Linked DNA regions of Homo sapiens: regions 1 and 2 are each linked to region 3. A link is a contact called in ENCODE Hi-C or POLR2A ChIA-PET data. All regions are on one chromosome and are shown on one strand. Each heading gives the region's core, a stretch centred on a gene start or an enhancer-like site at or near the end of the contact. The rest is flanking DNA. Distances are from core to core; before and after follow the strand shown. Region 1 holds the start of SOX9-AS1 (SOX9 antisense RNA 1). Region 2 has its middle 130 kb from the start of ROCR. Region 3 has its middle 390 kb from the start of ROCR.

Region 1 (4,535 bases), core at 304-2,803, 480 kb before region 3:
AGTTCCCCAGGCCGGGTCCCTTGCAGGTAGAAGACTCCTATCCCTGGAGGGACAGGTCCCCGTGTCGCGGGCTCCCAGCCGCTCCTGTAATTAGTACATTTCGCTGGGCTTGGAGAGTGTTTATCGTCCGCTCTTCACGCCGGACACGAGTTTCTTGTGGAAGGGAGCGGCCGGTAAGCCCGTCTCTGGACTGGCGCTGGGCTGGACAGCAACAGCTAAGGGGAAAAGGAAAGTACCAGATAGCGTCGTAGGTGCGCAATAAATATCTGTTGACTGATCGAATAGATGTCACCTGTGGACGTGTTGCCCGAGTGAGTGCATGTCCCATCACAGCCGCCAGACCTCCCAGCGACAGTTGCGAACACGCGATGCTTGTGCATTCCTGCGTGTGTATTTCTCCCCACACGGGAGCCCGACTTTGGGAAGTTGACCGGCATGTGCCACTCAGGGCTGTGGAATCCCGACTCCGCTAAAACTGCAGACCAAGAGGCCCGTTTCAGTTTTCTTCCCTTTCCTGTTTTCGAAAAAAAGAAAGATGAGGTGGACGGGAGGTGTCGGGTGAGGGGGCGCGAACCTCCAATCTGCCCTGGTGACCTGGCCGGGTCTGGGGGCGTCGGGCGGCTGTAACACAGCAGGGCGCCCCGGGGGTACGGACCGGAGCCCAAGTCAGAGACCAGACCAGCTGGCTTGTCGTGGAGCTGCGGAGCCGATCAGGGAAAAAGGAGGGGTGGGAGTGGAAGGCCCCAGTCCCAAAGGGACAGCGCTCCCAAAGGGAGCGTGCTCTTTTTTCATTCTGGGTTTTGCGAAAATATCTGTCCTTAGCTGTGGCACCGGGGAGCCGCGCGTCATGCGGCTTCCCTCAACTCATCCCTAGAACGCCCTGCGGAAAATTTCCTAGGCCATCTCTTCCCCCTAACGCCCACTCCCACTATTTTAAAAAGTCTTTCAGGCATTTTTAGCTGAAGGTGATTTTGCCTTGGTGATTTAAAAGTAAAGATACAGTAAGCGCTCAACGCAGTGGTGCCTCCTTTGCGACATACTCGGCCGGGGCCACTTCGGCCCCAAGAGCTTCCTCCGCACGAGCAACTGCTCCTCCCCTTCGATCACCTTTCAGTTTAGGTCTATGCAGTCTCAGGTACCGACCAAAGAGGGCTGAGATTCTCAGGATGGTTTTGTGGGGTTTCCCTAGGGGAGGGCAGGCTCAATGGCGATGATTGCATCTCAGCCTGGAGGGATTCTAACCAGCGCTTCCCTCTAAGAGATCCCATTGGGTGGGTGATTATTCCGGATCTTAATCAGAGAAAGTGTCCCCATCAAGCCACGGAAATAGAGGACATGCTTGTAAGGTGCAATTTCGAAGGTAACGGTCAGAGTTAAAGACCAATTATCCTGTCTTCCCTGCGATCCTTTCCGTCTCAACAGGACCCGGGAAGTCCCGGGCAGAGCGCATCTCCCTGGCTCCTGCAAGCTACGGCTTCACCCAGCTTCGTGTTGGGCTCCGTTTTGGTTTTGGAGCGGCGTGAGGGAGTCTCGGGGGCTGGGTCGACTGCCACTGGCCTGAGCTCCGGACTCCGGGGACAGCGCGTCCTGTCCCGAGGGCCTCCCGCCCCCCGGGAAGGCCAAGGTCATGAGGTCAAACCCCAACTTTTGGGCTTCCGCGAGAGTAAAGCCCCCGGATGGTCCTCGGAGCTGTGACGTCACAAAAAGTGCTTGGGGTAGGCGGACCCACGGCTTTGTTAAACAGCCCAGGGGCTTCGGGGAGGAGTGGGGGCCCAAAGCAACTCAGGGACCCGTTGAGCTTCCTGCTTTGTCATTGTTTATTTCAAATTAATTTCATGATGCCTGTCGCTGACTGCAAAGGCTGCAGGAGAGACAGGCTGCCCTCGGGGTCTCTCCCAGCCTAGATAGGCAGACCAGGGATTTTTGAGAAAGCAGAGATTTTTGGTTTTCTTTCTTTCTTTCTTTTGTTTCTCTCTGTGCCATCTTTCTCCCAAGGCCCTTTCTCTCACTGATGTAAAAGGAAGAAGTGGAATAGTAAATGTCTTCTTTTTCTGTCTTCAGCCTTTTGTTTTCCGGATGGGTTGTGAAATTTGGACTGGCCTAGGAGAGGGGACAGTATTCCCCTTCCAAATCATTAAGACCCGGAAAATATAACAGTGTTCCTGTCACTATCTTTTGGATCACATGTGTTTACCCCCACGAGAAAGGGCAGGTTGATTTCTTCCACAGAGTTCTAGGACTGGAACCTGTTACTTTTTCTTCCCTAGTTTCCAGGTTGGCTAAAATGTGAGGGAATCCTGACAGAACACAGACAGAAGGCATCAACTGTATTACAGAAACTGGTCCCCTTTGGGGTCCCCCTAAAGCTCGCAAACTGTTAGCTTTGGTTGGCAAAAGAAGACTTTTTGTCTCATCTGCCTTAATATCCACAGGCAAAGCAGAGACAGATAAACAGTTACTAGTATAATTTAGGGGTAGGGTCACTATAGATTCAAGTATATGGGCATTTAATCTTTCCCCTAAATACTCATTTTCTTGGAGCAGTGGAGACATCTCATAGGTTGAGATGTTTTCCTCAGCAGCCAGGAGAAAAGGTGGTGTCTAACCCTGACGGAGGGGTTGATACTGTACCTGGAAGGTATGCTTTCTACCGTATGATTGGACAGAAAGGCAGAGTAGGTTTGCTCAGATATTCCACCCAGGCGTTCACCCCATCCCCACGCCTCCAGGGTCCACTTCTCCCCAGGGACCTGGCTCTAGAGTTTTCCTAGGGAGCTCCCAGTAGAGCATTAGTTTGAACCCCAACTATATTAAATATATGCTGTATCATGGGCGGCAAAGCAGGCTGTTGCGGGTGCTTGCAAATTTGCAAAGTATGGACGAACACGAGGCTGGGCAGGGATGGGGGGAATGGGGTGGCTACATCTAAATCTTTCTAGGACTCCAGATGACAGAGTAGAGTTCTGGGTAGAGGAAGTACAACGTGGTGGAGACACCATGTCCTTTCCATCCTGTCTTTCCCTGTCACTTGTCATGTCTCTCCCATTTAGCCCAACGTCAAATCATTCTGATTTTTGAATAAATCAATTCAGTGAATATTGCCTGAGGGCTGACAATGTGCCTAAACTTCTGAAGGAGACAAGATTTCATCTCTGCTGTTGTCTCCAGGTCTGGTTTCCCGCAGAATCCAGCCTCTGTCCACGTGAACTCTGCTCTGTCCTCTGGGCTCATAATGTTCTGAGACTCTTGCTGCCTCTTTCATGGATTCCCCTTCTATTTCCCTGAGACGACTCACAGGTCACAGAAAGCTGCCTCCCATCCTTGCGGCTCCATCAAGGTGCTTTGGAGGCAGGTAAAGCGCAGGTAAGGAGTGGCACCCCAAGCTCCTGGCTTGGTGGCAGACTCAGTCCCATCTCTTTCCTCTTGGCCCCAGGAGCCCTGCTGATGCTGTGTTGCCCTTTGACTGGGCCATCTTCTTTCTCCGCCCTCGCCCCTTCTTGGTCCAAGCCCAGAAATGCCTTGTAGTGTGTGGTACGCTTCACTCTCTCTTTGGGGGACATCTGCCAACCAGCACAGTGGTGATGACAGTTTCCAGATGATTTTCCAGGAGCAAAGAAATGTTCTGGGGGAGGAGAGAGTGGCATTGGCCAAACACTGAGTGGGCTGAACATTGTGGTTCCGGAAGAGGCCCAGGGAGGTGGAGTTTCATGAGGCTCAAAGATTTCTTTTTCCTCTTTAGATTCTGCCTAAAGCAAAAGTCACTAATTGCTTTGTATTTTCCTGGCACTTAAATGGTTCTCTGGTTTCTGACTCTCCTCCAGGAACTTAGGTTTTAGGAAAGCAGGGCTTCAGGGTGATATCAGTGGGGACATTTGCCTCTAAGCTCACCTTCCTCAGCTCAGCTAGGCCCAAGGCCTACTTCAGCCAACTCTTGGGTTATTATAGGATCCTCAGCCAAGTGGACTGCACAGTCTGGGCAGAGGATAGAATACAAACTCACCTATTCCCTTCTCCTGTCTCTGGGATTTGCCACTCCAACTTCACTTCTGCTCGAAGCATTTTGATATTTAGTCAGGCAAACCAGGAAGTGCTAGTGAAGTTGTTTTGGAGACTTAAGAATGGGTTCAGGCCAGGCGCGGTGGCTCACGCCCATATTACCAGCACTTTGGGAGCCCGAGGGGGACAAATCACTTGTGGTCAGGAGTTCGAGACCAGCCTGGCCATCGTGGTGAAACCTGGTCTCTACTAAACATACAAAAATTAGCCAGGCGTGGTGGCACATGCCTGTAATCCCAGCTACTCGGGAGGCTGAGGTAGGAGAATTGCTTGAACCCGGGAGGCAGAGATTGCAGTGAGCTAAGGTTGTGCCATTGCACTCCAGCCTGGGCGAGAGAGTGAGACTCTGTCTCAAAATAAATAAATAAATAAATAAATAAATAAATAAATAAATAAATTAAAATAAAATAAAAGAATGGGTTCAGAGAAAAGAATTCAGTTCTCTCTTGATTCTGAAAAATCTTGGATTTATATGCTAT
Region 2 (4,661 bases), core at 669-3,168, 270 kb before region 3:
GGCACCTTATGCTTCAATTTAATGACTTGATGCTTTAAATCTTCCCTTGTTCCTTAGCCTAGGGTGGAATACACCATTCATTCATTCACACAATAATTTACTCCACCAACTAATGATTTAGCATCTCCCACATTTAGACCCAGAAGAAGACGCCTTAACAAATGAGACAGACACAGTTCATATTGTCAGCAACCTGTCATTGCAGCAGCAAGAGACAAAGAATAATTGTACGAGCCCATGCAAATGTATTCACCAGATGGAGTTAGGTGAAAAAAAGAAAGGCAATTCAGAGGAAGGGGATATAGAAGGAGGACAGGGTATTGTTTGGGGAAAAGTACAGTGCCGGGGTTAAGTACGTATGTTCTGAAACTAGACTGCCTAGGTTTGAATCTTGTCTCAATATCCACTAATGTGTGACCTTAGAAGAATTAACTTGCTTGTGCCTCTGTTACAACATCCATAAAATGGGGCCAGTAATGATACCATTTTTTTGGTTTCTTGTGAGATTTAGATGAGTAAATATGCGTCAAAAAGTGAGAATCAGGTCTGGCTCTGTGAGTGTTAGCCGTTCCTTGTTCTCCTTGCCCTCTGCCTACTCTGCTCAACATGGCTGTGGACCCACAGGCCCATTTCCTACATAATCCCAATTTATCTAGAAATAATTGGTTCTTTCTTGAAATAAAATTCATTTTAGATGCCTACGGAGGAGAAAATTATTTCTAAGATTTCCTTCCATGCCAACAGTAGGGGAAGATAGGATTTAGCTTTGAAGATTCCTTTTCACAGATGATTTGGAAAGTAAGAAGGGAGATTTAAAATGTTGTCTAACAATTTTTTTTAAAAAAACGATGCTACAAAGCTAAACTTTGTAAAATTGTTGATATTTACTGTTGGCCTAAAAACTCAGCAATTTCACATGGCTAAACTCATTACACAAGCAGACATTAGGCTGGATTTCTTACTTTTCAAACAACTGAACATCTCATGGCATCAACCTTATTTACTCACTTTTGATAAATAAGTACTGACTGACCTTTCCCCGTGCTCTATGCCGTGACTCACAAGTGAAGTTAGGTTCAGTAGTTTTTTGTGAAAATATCTTTTAAAAATTCGCTAAGTCCGCATGATGCATTTTTCTTAATACAATTATTTTCCATCTTTAACTTGCACTTGACTTTCATTGGGGAGCCATTAATTTATTTTCAAGTACAGATAAAACTGCCAAAAATACAATATTAGTATCATTGCCCATGGGAAGAAATGTTAGTGTACTTTTTTTCTACATTATAGACTAGGAATAGGGAGGGAGGGAGGTAGATATGTAGGTAGGTAGGTAGGTAGATGATAGATAGATAGATAGATAGATAGATAGATAGATAGATAGGGAGGGATGTAGGGGTTGTTACATCTTTAACTTCCACTCCAAACCTTGTTATCCTAATATTTAATTCTACCTTTATTTCTTATAATCTTTTTAAATCCTTTGTCATAAAGAAAAATTGCTTATACTAGTCTGGAGCCAATTTTTTAAGTCAGGTGAGCAAGAAAATGGGATGCATGGTTTCTAGATGTTTACACACAGCTAGATACACTAAACTAATAGATTGTTGCTTAAGGACATTTCACTTTTTGTGTTTATACATGTGTGAGAGATACTTCAGTGAAAGGCTGGAAACTTCCATCCCAAATCAGCTGTCTCTGGCTCTTGATTTCTCTGGTTCCAGGCCTTTCAGGATCTCTTTGTCTTTGCCACTGTTTCTCTGGCTTCTCCTACTCCTCAAAATTCATGATCGGAAAACCTCCAAAAGGTTAGAGACTCATAGATGGGCGGTTGGTGTGTGAGCATCTCTGAGTCAGAGTGGCAGGAAGCGTGACCAAACAATTCATTACCTTGGCATCTCAGGGGTCACCTGGGTTACCTGACAGCCCCTAATTAGTGGGTGTGAAACATCTTTTCTCCCCCAGGCTACTGAGCTAAAGTGAAGACTTCATTCTTGCTAGAGATTGATAGAGAAAAGTGGGTCCCTGGGCACAGCCTGTCTTGCAGACAGCAGAAAGCTACTTTGGAACGTCCCTCTGGAGGTCGTGCAAATGTTTTTATATCTGGAAACAGTCAGTGTTTTTTATGGAAACAGAGCCAGAGCTGTGATTAAAATAGCCATGGAGCTACTTTCTGTTTCAACCAACTCAACAATCTTAAAACCAAACAATTTTTAAAAAATAATTTTATTTTAAATTTGAATAAGATACAAATCTAGTTTCTTTAGGAATGAATTTTTCTCCCGTTGGGCATTTTAGATCTTTATTAAAAAGAAAGCATAGACATTCTCAAGAAAGCCTATCCTTATATTTTGAACAAATAATTGATTATTTAAAAACTCTTTCAGCGAGCATTTATTGAGTTCTTACTGGGGGCAAAGTGCCAGGTCAGGCCTTGGTCAAGTTCCTCCCTGCAGCAGATGGTATGGTGAGTGGGTTTTCTTTTGGCGTTGTTTGTTGGGTTTAAATCTGTACAGCTCTATCTCATGTTCAACGATAATGTGCTCCTGAAAAATTGTATGTAAATCGCATTTTTAAAAATGGAGTCCATTTAGAGTAATAGTAATCAGTTTGCATTTATGTGACTTTTCAGTTATTGAGTTAATGAACTATATACTGAATGGTTAAAAGTTCCTTTGGAGTTTCTCAGCTTTGGTACTGCCAATATTTTGGGTTGACAAATGTTTTTATCTTAGGGGCTGTCTTGTGTACTGTAAGATCGCTAGCAGCGTTCCTGGCCTCTACCAAAAATGTCTCCCGACATTGTTGAATGTCTCCTGGAGGGCAAAATCATCCCTAGACAAGAATCATGACTATAGAATAAAGTGTATGAATTTTAAAAGAGAGATTTAGGTTAGAGAAATATTCTTTTAGTGTCTTAATTAGTAAAATAACTCTCAATTGCCAAAATTTTCTTTCACTGTAATTAAATAAGTATATATTCATATTTCCTCAGTAACTAAGTTCAATGATAGCAAAATCAGTTTTTATTATGATTAGACAGCATCACCCTTCAATTTCAAAAACATTCAGTAGTTATTAGAACAAATTACAGCCATGTGTCTAGAATAATTGATCGTCTAATAAAAACAAAAACTCCCTCCATATGTCATCAATTTTATCACTCAAATAGTCACAGCCCAACTGTAAGAAATAATGAGATTTTTAGTTCCCTACCATGCAACTTTCTGAGTGGCTTGGAAAGTAGACTTACACTGGAATGAGAGTTGGTAGCAAGGGCCCTGTGCATAGTCTTATTCCTTCTCCTGTCTTCCCGCATTTGACCTTTCATAACCAGAACTTCCTGATCCCTAACTCCTAAGAAAATAACATTTCTTCTTAAGATTAAATGGTGATTCATTTGATGAATCAGAAAACTCATCAAAACATACTGTTATGACTATGAAGAACCTAGGAACTACCTAGTCATTTGGGTAGTTTACCAAGACTCAGAAATTGCTTGCATTTCAAATTGCCTTTAATTATTGGAGAACTACCGCAAATTTTTCTCCTAAACGAATACTCCATTATTACGAGACACCTGGTAATGCAAGTTTTAATATGTTTACTATAGGCAATGAAGAAAGTGAACTCTATAATACCCAGCTTGATGGAGCTAATGGCAGAAGACCAGTTAATAAAACTAACACATTCCAATTGTTTGATATAAGAGGTTGTTGGGAGTGTGACTTTTTTTTAAAAAGCCATTTAATTACATACCCTGATGTCTTCACTCAGCCATTCCCTAAAATATATTTTCCCAATTTCAGCATATACCCCTTCTCTACTCTCAATTAGCTATTGCATTGGGCCTTTGCTTCCAAGCCCCATAAGTAATAGTAACTTAATTTTCCAAGTCATAAATCAGGTAAACTTATGCTGCATAGCACGTGTTCCATTTGTTTTTAATCAGGGGCAGCCTGGTACTCAGAGGTCGGAAGCTTTAATTCAATGGGGTCCTGTGTCTTTTTGGAGGGAGAAATCTTTTGGCTTCTTAGAATTCCCTTTGTGAATGTTTTAAGTATCCTTTTGGCAAAAGTTTGAATATATAAAGTATCTCATATGGAATCCTTTAATTCACTCACCTATACACACTCCCTTTTACTTCAGCTCTAAGATTAAAAGAAACATTTAACGACATTTTTATACTCCTGTATTCTCCTGATTTTATCTATTGTACTTAAGAAAAATCATACATTTAGCTGCTGGCGAAAGAGACACAAGAGAAGAGAGTTAAGAGATGTTTGATTTCTAGAAATCATTTCAAAGAAATAGCTCTAACAAACAGCAACATCACTGATATTGTTTAGGTTCCATATTGTCTTGAGAAAAAAGAAATGACCACATAAAAACCTTTAGAGTTTCTAAAAACTCAGAGTCCCTAGCACAACATTTTATGACTGAAAATCATCTTGGAGGTACTTCCTATAACCCTCTCATTTCACCCACAAAGACAGTGATACCTAGAGCGGTTACAAATCCAGATAGTTGTCACAGCCTATTAGTGCCAAGCTAAAATCAGAGCTCCATTCTGCTGTTATTCTATGCCCTTTTATATTGTACCTATTAGTAAATAATAGCTAGTAAGTATGTATTTAGTTATTCATACACTCATCTAATAT
Region 3 (4,410 bases), core at 1,397-3,896:
ACACAGTAGAATTTATTTTTAAGAAAGACATGTTAACAAAAATAGAGCAATATAAATACTCAAGTTAGATTGTGTGTTTTTTGCTTAAAGATACTTGGCATTTTAATCCCTAAGAATACAAATTTCAAATTCTTGCCAGTCTTTGGAATGGCAAAGGCATGGAGCAACTGCAAGTCTAATTCACAGTTGTTTCTTATCACATTAGCATACCCTTAGTATGTGACTCAACAAGTCTACTCCTAGCTACTTCACCAAGAGAAATGAAAACATATGAACACAAAATGACTTGTGTAAGAATTTTAACACAGCGTCATTTATGACAGCCCCAAACTGGAAACAACTCATATGTATGTGAGTATGGCAGTAAGGAAACAAATTGTGGTATATTTAATGGAATACTACTCAGCGGTAAAAAGGCCCACTTGCTATTACATGCAACAGTATAGATGAATTTCAAAAGCTTACAGTGAGCGAAGAAGCCAGATTGAAAAGATCGTACACTGTTTAATTCAATTTTCTGTAAGAAGACCGAATAGTAAGTATTTTCAGCTTTTCAGGCCATATTGTCTTTGTTTCAACCGCTTAACTCTGTCACTGCAGCTCAAAAACAGCCACAATCAATATATAAGGAAGGAGTGTGACTGTAACAATCAAACCTTATTTGTGAACACGGAGATTTTAATTTCATAAGCATTTTATCTATCATAAAATATTCTTCTTGAAAAATCATTTAAACATGTAAAAAATATTTTTATCTTTAGACCTTTACTAAAAAAACTTGTGGGTCATAATTTGCAAATGCTGTGTTGTAGATGACACTGTACTAACGTAAATGTCATAAAGCAGATAAATAGTTGCCTGACGCAAAGGACGGGGTGGGGTTGATTGCAAAGAGGCACAAGGGTAATCTTGGGGGGTGATAGAAATGTTTGCTATCTTGATTGTAGTGGTGGTTATATATGAGTATATATTTGTTGCAACTCACCAACTGTACATTTAAAATGGGACGTTTTGTTACACGTAAATTATTCCTCAATAAAATAATAAAGTTAATTTTTCACAAAAAAAGAAAAAGAATAAACTGCAAGTAGAAGTAGATGTATTTATTTCACTCTTATTCTCCCCCAAAACTTTCACTAGCTTGAATGCTATTTTACAAGACAGCAAGCCTATCTTAGGAGGTAACAGAGTTTCCTCTGTTTTGGTTTTTTTTTTTTTTTTTTTTTTTTTTTTTGCAACAGTTAGGAATGGGGAGACTTGAAGGAAAAGAAAAGAATTAACTGATTATTGAGCTCTTAACTAGTTAGTTGAATCTATGGTATCACGGTCCTATACCAGTATCATGGTTACTATACCAGTAAGATACACCACGTTTAGAATCTTTTAAAAATTAATTTGATTCAGAGCTGCTGATTTCATTATCATTAAGATATACTGTACAATCATGGAAATGTGCTGAAAAATAAAGGAAGCAAAAACAATTTTAAACATTATATTGACATAAATGATAAAGCTACATAATAATGTCAACAATCAAGCTTAATATCAATTTAATGCTAGTATTATACTACATGCTTTACCTGTGTTATCTAAATCCTCAAAACATCCTTCTGAGGTTTGATCTCTTTATTGTCTTCCTTTTTTCATGGGAAAAGTGAGACTTGTTGAGGTTAACCAGCATGCTTAGACTTGCACAGATGGAAGCCAGGCTGTCTAACCCTAGAACCTTAGCTTGATAAGACCGAGAAAAGATTTTCTTTCCCAGAAGTCTTTATTAGAATAACAACAAAAACAACAACAACAAAAGACTAGGTATCCTGGCTTTAAATCCTCTGGGGATTTTGAAGGATGAGAATATAAGGGTCTTAATTTTCTAAGTCCCATTCCTTAGTATTGCTTTACTTAGTATTTACTTTGCTTTATAGTGTCTTAATTTTCTAAGTCCCATACCTTAGTATTGCTTTACTTAGTATTTACTTTGCTTATAAGTGTGCAAAAAAAGTTTGTGGAATGAAAGAATTATTTAGGAATTGTTCCCAGAGTGTTTTGGCCTTAATTCCTTATGTAAATGTTTTCTCACCATTTAAAATTCTTTTTTATTAAGATGGAATTCACACAACATAAAATTAATCATTTTAAAGTGTACAATTGAGTGGCATTTAGTACATTCGCAACATTTTGCAACCATCACCTCTATCTAGTTCTCTTTCCCTAATTTTTAAAATAAGTATAAACTTTAGGGTCTATACATTATTTTTGTGTCTTCAAACCCAGGACAAAAATATATATTCAGCTAGAAATGTTTTTGATCACAACTGCTGTCTTGTCTTTAGCAGTGTAAACCACTTCAGATGTTCGAGGCTTCTTGGTCTGGGTACCACCAACATACTCTCCTAGCTGTTGAATGAAGAACACATTGGCAAGTCAAGACAATCTTTTCAAGATCAGGCATTTGCTGGTTATGCAACCTGCATTGCTGATATTGGTCCAGTTGCTTTTACACTCCTGGAGTATGTCATTCCTTTTTGATCACTCACAGTATTTGCTGTCTTGATGGGAAATGAGCAAGAGTGTTACACTCAACCAAAGTATGTCTGGGACTAGGTTACAATTCTTAGAGTTCTCTTCACTGTCCTTAAATAGAGATAGGGAAACCGTGATTTGAAAGTTGTTGCATGCTTTCAGATGGTTTGGAAGTCGGAAATTGTAGACACCTGGGCTGTTATATTACTCATGGGCTTGTTTTATGACCAGGATTGATGCCAGATGAATGTTGCTTGGGCAGGCTGCGGTGCTCACTCCCAGGTGAGAGTTTATAATGCCCTTCTGATAAGGAGAGAGCCACGGGGCAAATTACTGCTGGGCTCTGAAAGTTCACCAGAGATGGCGATCAACAGCAGACATCTGTTTACTTCCTTAACTTTGTGTATGAAATTCCCAGATGTGTATGCATCAAAAATGAGGGAAAAAATGAGTTACATCTTCTTTTATCAGTTGTCTATGTCATTCTACTTCTTCATAATTGTTTTTTTAACTAGAGTAAGATGTATCTGTTTGTATTAAACTGCTTTCTCATGATATTTTGGGGAACCTACTGAGTGGGAAAGGAAAAGAAGAAAAATAAGAAAAAAAAAAGAAGCAATCTTTTGGATAATCAATCATCAATCAGTCTTCCTCCCAGACCATGCACCTGTTCCTTTCAAGTTCATTGCAGAAGTGAATGAGAAAGGATTTTATTATATTGTGACCTTCTGTCTAAATTTTCCTTTATGAAGCAGTTGCAGCAGATAGTGAGGCTCCAGGAACTGCAACTGCAAGCACTATAAATACAGTTAAACAGACACATCTGGGAACAATGGTTATTTTTATGATAGAATAAAATTTCTATGTTTAAATAACACCCCATGAAAACTAATTAATCTTTAAAGTGTTAAAAATGTCCAGAAAATTATATTGCCTTGTTGCAATACATAAGAAGAGGGCATTCAAATCTGATGTCTGCTAAACTCTGTGATGACTTTTTATTTTTCTGGTGTCACTGTTCAGGCTTTGAAAACCAGATATACAATTCAAACAAACTACATAAGCAGGTGAATGCTCCAATTTCATTTTTATAGTGTGACTCAGCAGCTGTACTCCATCTAAGGCAGGTTGGACATAATAATAATTCACTCTAATTACTCCTTTCTGATAATGGGTACTCTTGGCATAATCCCCGAAAGAAAGCTTTGAAGTTGGCTCAAGTTACCAGCAGGAATCATGATAACACATTTTTATGATTCTTAGAAGTTTTTGTCCCCAGAGATCTCCAGATAGTTCTCTTTCAATGATTCATATACTTAGTGTTGCCTTATGACATATTTCCTGGAAAACTTTTAATCTCAGATGTTTTCCCTATTTGCCTAGCGTTTTCTCCTGCTACCCAGAGAGCCTCATTCTATGAAATGACACCATAGTGAATATAATACATGAACTGCACATACAGAAAAATATCACAAACTATGATGGAAATGACTTTTTCATATGACACCATTTTTGGAATATCCATGTGACTTTCTGAGTTTATAGAAATGATCAAGAAACGTATATACATCAATGGAGAAAAGATCTTTTATGGGCCTGCTATTTTTGCCTGCTGCTTCAACTACAAGTCTAAATAAAAGGAAATCAGAGAAATGTTTCTCAAAAAAGAAAAATACTGAAGATCAAAATAGTTGTAAGATGGTACAATGTTCTCCATAGACTTGACCTTAAGCATTCTGGTAGAGTGGTCATTTATTTTCTCAAGGATTTGATTTTCATGTCATACCGCTCTTCAGCAAATGCCACCCAATGTCATTTCTGTTAAAGTCCTAAATATATGCATTCTAAACCACAGCTCAAATAATATTTAATTGTTATTCTCTTGTG

Evidence for each region. Hi-C counts contacts between places; a loop is a spot of excess contacts on that map. ChIA-PET counts read pairs that join two places held with the same protein, here RNA polymerase II (POLR2A). Pooled maps may share reads with other maps.
Region 1: a map of PC-9 shows a loop between it and region 3 (12-fold over the local background). The contact joins the promoter of SOX9-AS1 here to the enhancer-like site in region 3. A Hi-C loop is called at or near these places in 5 of 168 maps with a recorded cell type or tissue (Calu3, PC-3, PC-9 and 2 more) and 4 of 50 pooled maps. POLR2A ChIA-PET finds 5 or more read pairs at or near these places in 2 of 52 experiments (AG04450 and MCF 10A).
Region 2: a loop to region 3 is called in a map of PC-9, with 4 times the contacts of the local background. The contact joins two enhancer-like sites. A Hi-C loop is called at or near these places in 1 of 168 maps with a recorded cell type or tissue (PC-9). POLR2A ChIA-PET finds 5 or more read pairs at or near these places in 1 of 52 experiments (A673).

Annotation. Positions count from the first base shown.
Region 1 is chr17:72,113,034-72,117,568 of GRCh38, reverse strand. SOX9-AS1 (SOX9 antisense RNA 1) reads left to right here and starts at 1,553. Exons shown (of 7, transcript NR_103738.1): 1 at 1,553-1,715; 2 at 3,169-3,363.
Region 2 is chr17:71,898,253-71,902,913 of GRCh38, reverse strand. No RefSeq gene overlaps it. Among named protein-coding and RNA genes, the nearest start is that of ROCR, 130 kb to the left of the region's middle. RefSeq lists an enhancer at 1,383-2,582. Within about 2 kb of position 1,918, at least 4 of the 41 ENCODE cell types and tissues checked have a DNase peak (open chromatin) inside an H3K27ac peak, as active enhancers do; they include PC-9, where a contact is called at or near this core.
Region 3 is chr17:71,631,852-71,636,261 of GRCh38, reverse strand. No RefSeq gene overlaps it. Among named protein-coding and RNA genes, the nearest start is that of ROCR, 390 kb to the left of the region's middle. Within about 2 kb of position 2,646, at least 5 of the 41 ENCODE cell types and tissues checked have a DNase peak (open chromatin) inside an H3K27ac peak, as active enhancers do; they include PC-3, PC-9 and mammary epithelial cell, where a contact is called at or near this core.